2 separate regions of the Mus musculus genome follow, and region 1 is linked to region 2. The links are chromatin loops, found by intact Hi-C in ENCODE. Cell type or tissue: heart. All regions are shown on one strand. Links, peaks and the distances in the headings refer to the core of each region. The heading gives the core; the rest is flanking DNA. Region 1 has its middle 44 kb from the start of Gm34413. Region 2 has its middle 18 kb from the start of Gm34413.

Region 1 (2,806 bases), core at 32-2,531, 62 kb before region 2:
CCTCCTGTGGCACGCCAGGGTCTGTGGCTCTAACTAGGAAAAGAGCAAGCCCAGAATAGGAAACAGGGAGACACCACTGGGCCTGGATGTGGTTCCTGGATGGGTTCTCTGATTCTTTCCTAAGATGGAGAAAGCCTAAAGCCTGAGCACCTGTGAGTGCATGGGCAGTGAGCAGTGGCAGTCTTGCATGAGTCGGGGGGCCTGTGGGGTGCAGGCACAGCTCTGGCTGGCCTACTGCAATGGTTGCAGGTAGCTGTCTTGGCGGGCATATTAATTTCTGTCTCTGTGACAAAATATCCAAGAAAAATCAACATAAAAGAGGAAAGATTCTTGTTGGCTCCTGCTTCAAAGGCCCTACCCATGGCTGGGGCTCCATTGCTTCTAGGTCTGTGGAAAGACTGAAGCGTGGGGAAGTGTGTGGCCCTGAGACTGCTTACCTCAAGGTTGCCAGGAAATGGAGAGAGAGAGGACAGAGACAGCTGGGCCAGGGATATGGTATCCTGTCCGCTCAGCCACTTCTTCCACACGGGCTTTTTGTCCCTCCTCATAGAGCATCCCTATAGCAAATCTCTGTGGACTGCTAGTGAAGCAGATGTTCTCATTATCCAATTAGCACTCAGTATCACCACCAGCAGCAGCTGGGGGTGGAGCCTCTTGCAGGGAGTACTCCATACCCAGACCAGACAGGAGGGGGGGGGGAGTAGCTCTCAATGCAGGTCTTTGGGGGCTCCAGGCATTTTAGGAAGGGGCTGAAGCATCCTGGGGTTGTCCCCTCCCTGGACTGAAGGTGGCACATGGCTTTGTGTACCCAAGGTCTCTGTTATCTTTGGTGCAAGGTCTTGAGACTCTGAATGAGAGTGTCCTGAGCTGCTGTGTGGCTTTAGGTGGGTGGCTCTGTGTCCTGGGCTTCCCTCTGTTCAACTTTGAAATAGGGCAGCTTTCATACATATATGTCCTACGAAGCCTTTCCAAAGACCAAAACCCTTACCGGAACCCATGGACAGAAGGCCTCAGCTCCTCCCCTTTGCCACAGCAGGTGGATGGGTTGTTTGCCCATTCCTACACAGGTGTGACAGTACAGTGAAGCCTGCGGCCCTTGGTCTGGTAGAACTTGTTTCCCATGGTGACCGTGTCTCCAGAAGCAGCCCAGGATGCAGGGTCAGGGACAGCCCCAGCCATCATATGAAGGCTCTCACGCTGGGACTTGGCACTCTCCCGTTCCATAGTCAACAGTGCTTGACTCTCCGGGTGGGCTGGGCACCCCTGGGACTGGCTGTTGATGGATCACTGCGCAGTTCTGGAGTGGATTTCACATAGGTCTGCCAGACATGACCCGGGAAGGAGGACAGCGCGTCTGTGTTCTGTGTGGTCATGGCTGCTCTCCAAGCTCAGAAGACATAGACAAAGGGGCAGAGGACTGCAGCAGATGGCTTCTCAGTAGTGAGGTCTTGGGGACCCATGTTTCTGGTCCAGAGACGATGCTTTCCTAAGCTTTGTAGGGCTCTCAGCCTGTGTGTGGAATTGTTCCTAATTGGAGGTGGGTTTAGTGAGATCTCCTGTCCCATCAGCCATCTTGGCCTGAGCTCATTGGAACATGGCGTGCTGAGCATAGACCCACTGAGGAGGGAGGTGGGTTGAAGAATCAATAGCTGGGGAGGTCTGCTTGTCTCTTGAGGAACACGTGGGCTAAGCTGGTTTATAATGATTGTCAACTCAACAGGCTGAAGAATCACCCGAGAGACAAACCCCTGGAAACATCTGTGAGGGAGTTTCTAGATTGTGCTACCTGAGATGGGAAAACCCACCATAATTGTGTGTAGCACCATCGCATGTATAGGAGTCTCAGACTGAATCAAAAGAAGGGATCTTAGCCCTAGCATTCAACTCTCTGCCTGACTGTGGCTGCCCTGTGACCAACCAACTGCCTTCTGCTCCTGCCTACCATGATGGGACCGTACCCCAAAACTGTGAGCCAGATTAACCCCTTCCTTCTGTAAGTAGTGTCTCACCTGGTACATCGTCATAGCAACAAGAAGAGTAACTAGCATGGGAACATTCTTGTAGTTTTTATGTGAGGACGGGTCTGTCCTTTGGGACAAGCTCCTTACGTGTGCCCATGCTGGACTTGGTGCCAGCTGTGCATGTGGCTTTAGGAGACACAGTAGCACCGTCCTGTGATGACTGCCCCATTCTGTGTCCCTTGCTCTGGAGAGGGCCGATCTTCTGAGTCCCTGCCCGTATTGATGGTTGCCTCATTTCAGCTACTCTGGTAGCCGACGGTGATGTGCATTCCCCCACCTAACATCTCTCATGCCCCACTCATCACCAACCTCCGTCCTCCAGGGAGTGCTCTCTGAACCTCTGCCCATTTTCCAGTTGGCACATCCATTGTGCTTGCTCTGCAGTTATGAGACTTCTTGGTATGTTCGAGATTGGGAGCTCCTTAGAAGGGACCTCAGCAATGTCCCCTCCCTGTGTGCTCTCTTTTCATCCTTCTAACTTGTCACCAGTGATCAAGTCTCATTTTGATGAAGCGCAATTCACCACTTTCCCTATAAACCATAGTTTTGGTCTTGCCAGAGACTTTTCATGCGATCCCAGGTCTGAATATTTTCTCCTGACCCCCAGGTTCTAAAATTTCCATTAGGTCCTGGCCTCTCCTGCATTGGTTGAGGACTGCTCTCTGCTTTGCCTTCCTGTCTGCTCCATTCCAGTGGCTGGGCCTGGCAGTGAACCACTGAGCTGGGGAGGTCCTTTCCCCAGAAGCCTGTGGGCTGCTGAGATCTCCATCACTGGCCCTTCCTTC
Region 2 (2,806 bases), core at 26-2,525:
AAATAATGAGTACATAGGATGTGCTGTCAGAAGAGCACGAGGCTTTGTAGTGTAGACAAATGACCCCCCCCCCACCCCCCCTTCCCAGTCTGGAAAAGTCGTGAAGATGAGGAGGCCAACAGAGGGCAGCAGGGCCTGGCTCTATGATCTGGAATGACTTATGAACTAGGGTGGTGAACGATCAGTAGCCATTTTCTCAGGCAGCAGAGAGGGATCGTAGGAAAATATTCGACTTATTAATGTGTACTCTGAGCTGTTGTGAATGAGTGGGGGCTTTCTGGGGAGGTCTGAGATGATCTGAGAGGCTTCAGGGGACTGGTGTTATAGGTTAGACCCTCTGCCATCCCTGGTCCAGGTAGGAAGTAACAGAGTTCTTGAGACGTATCTCTAGCGCCTAATCCTGCTTTGGTAGGCAAGACGGGGACCATCCTCACTGGATGGATGAATAATGGCTTGTGTAATTTTTAAAGAAATCATAGAAATGGGATGTGACTCTGAGACCTCAGTGTCCCAGAGACAGAAGAAGGGCTGGACATGTTAGGCTCAACCCCAACGACTCTTGCTACTTTCTTTATGCCCAGCTATTGAAACAGAAATCTTGCTTGCGTGTGATTGATGGTCTGTGTAAATTGTGGAGATTCCCCTCTAGGTTTGTGAAGGCGGGATGGAGCTTCGAGGAGGGCAGGAGGATGGCCCGATGGCCAGATAATCGTTCCCATGGTGATTAACTTGGGAAGCTGCAAGGGCTCCGCCAGAGGAGACTGTGCTCTGCCTCTCGTGAAATCATCGAAGTTCTGCTTCCACGTGAGACCGCAGCCCTGCGCTCTGACTCACCCCTTCATCCATCTGTGTCTGGGACCTCAGAAGCCAGACCCACCCTTTCCTTTGGCAGCTGGGGAAACTGAGGTCCAGAGAAGGGTGTGGATGTCCCAGAGCAATGTTGACAATGTCATGTCACTTAGAGGATAGTACCTGGACCCCAGTCTCACTTCATCTGGGCAGCACCTGCCCCTTGGAGCTACCAGCTCGGGGGCAGACTGGGGTGGTCTGCAGGTTGTGGCTATGCACTAGCTATGTCAGAGGCCAAGCTGGCTCCCAATGAGAGGGTCCCGGTATTCTTAGGAGGTGGAGGGACCTGCTCTGGTGCCGCTTTCCTGGTTCTGATCAAGTGTGGTGGAGGAGGGGAGCCTGTGGCTTTGGCAAGGAGGGAGGGAAGCTGGCGGGAGGGGAAGGAACCGAAGCTGACACAGGAGATCACCAGATGATCAGGAGACAGGAAGTGGGTTTGAGGGCCACCCTCTCCCATTCTTTCTCTTCTTCTGACTGAGTTCGGTTTATAGCCCCTGACCCCATGATGTCACCTCATGGCTGTGGCTGGAAAGCTTGTGGTGGCAGGGGGCGGGGGGTGGGGGGGGCGAGCATGAGCTATGACTGCGGCCCACTTCTGCTGGATCCAAAACACAGGCCAGGAGCTCCCAGAGCCTCTCTGCAGCCTTGGCTTCTGCTGTTCTCAGGGACAGTGGCGAGCACAGCCTGTGCCTTTCGGAGCTGGGGGTGGGGTGGGGTGGGAGGGGGTACTCTGAAAACCCTGTTGCTTCTTATTTGGATCGGGTCCCACCTGGGTTCCCTGAAGCCAGGACATCCTGTTCCGTGGTTCTAATGTGTCTGTTGGTTTTGCTACCAGCCCTTTTCAGGGAATCTCATGGCTGGATCCTGTGTATTGATGATTCACTGGGTTCAGGCTTGGCCACAAAAGTGGCCACATGGTGGTCACGGCTCCGTGGTCTGTGCTGAGGCTGACCTTGGAGGGAGCTGCCACGTTAGTCTCCCCGTCAGGGCAGAGTGTCTGGAAGCAGGTATCAATGTGGGAAAATGTGCAGTTTGTTACCAGGTCTTGTCTCCCTGTGGAGAGGTGGGTAGCCATTCACCAGATGGCGGGTGCTCTTCCAAACAGTTACCCAGACTCCTGAACCCAACACGAGTGCCCCTGGTCACACTATGAATGTATTCTCAGGCACACAGCAGGTGCCACATCAGTGAGTAGCCCATAGGGTTCAGGCTCAAAGGGAAGAGATGCCCTCCCCAAGGCACACAGTGAGAGAGATTCAGGTTTAGAGGAGGCCTCAGCAGCCATGCCACTCATCTACCACAGGATGACAAGCCACCTGTCCCTTGCTGTACTAGTCCGTGGATATGCCACAGGTCGAGTATACCCACCGGGCGAGTTTAACCTGTCACCCCTACTAGTGCTAGGTATCCACAGATGCGTAGCCAATCACCCTGAGCTGCTGGGCTCCTCATCCATAGATGTGTATGCAGCCACTCCTTATCTTAGTTGTCCACGGATGTCAGTCATCTACTTACAGTTGTACTAACGATCCCTGCGATGTAACCGCCCACCTATTACCCACTGTACTAGTTATCCCAGCTAGGTAACTGTATGCCCCTTACCCTCTGTAGATGATTTACTAATAACCCCTAAGGTTAGAACTTCAGTCTCAATTCTGTCCGTGAATCTCTGTGACCTTGAGAAAAATCCCCAAGTCAGCTTCTGTCCAGGACGATGGTTGTGCTGGCTTCTTAAGACACCGAGAAATACAAGGGCTGATGAGATGGGGAGTGGCTTCCACACATGAGGCCGGAACTCAAGGCCCAGCCAGTGGCTCGAATTCAGAGCCTTGGAGGTCAAGGTGGTTTGGCTCGGCAGGTGACATGGCTGCTGCCCACCCTTTGCAGTCCCTGCAGTCTGAGTGGCCACATTCTGTCTTGGATTGTCCTGGTGAATCTTTGGGTATACCGGCCATTG

The links. Hi-C counts contacts between places; a loop is a spot of excess contacts. Peaks named below come from ENCODE experiments on the same cell type or tissue, not always from the same donor. Only the 100,000 strongest peaks of a DNase experiment are listed, where the experiment ranks them.
Region 1: a loop joins it to region 2, with 1.8 times the contacts of the local background. A loop is called at or near these places in 1 of 42 quality-filtered maps.

What each region holds. Positions count from the first base shown.
Region 1 is chr8:122,049,500-122,052,305 of GRCm38, forward strand. It overlaps a transcript of Zfp469 not described here. Among named protein-coding and RNA genes, the nearest start is that of Gm34413, 44 kb to the right of the region's middle. In heart, for the core only: no CTCF peak of the experiment used is centred there; a DNase peak (open chromatin) is centred at 1,162; H3K27ac peaks cover 208 bases.
Region 2 is chr8:122,111,167-122,113,972 of GRCm38, forward strand. It overlaps a transcript of Zfp469 not described here. Among named protein-coding and RNA genes, the nearest start is that of Gm34413, 18 kb to the left of the region's middle. In heart, for the core only: no CTCF peak of the experiment used is centred there; DNase peaks (open chromatin) are centred at 825 and 1,325; H3K27ac peaks cover 601 bases.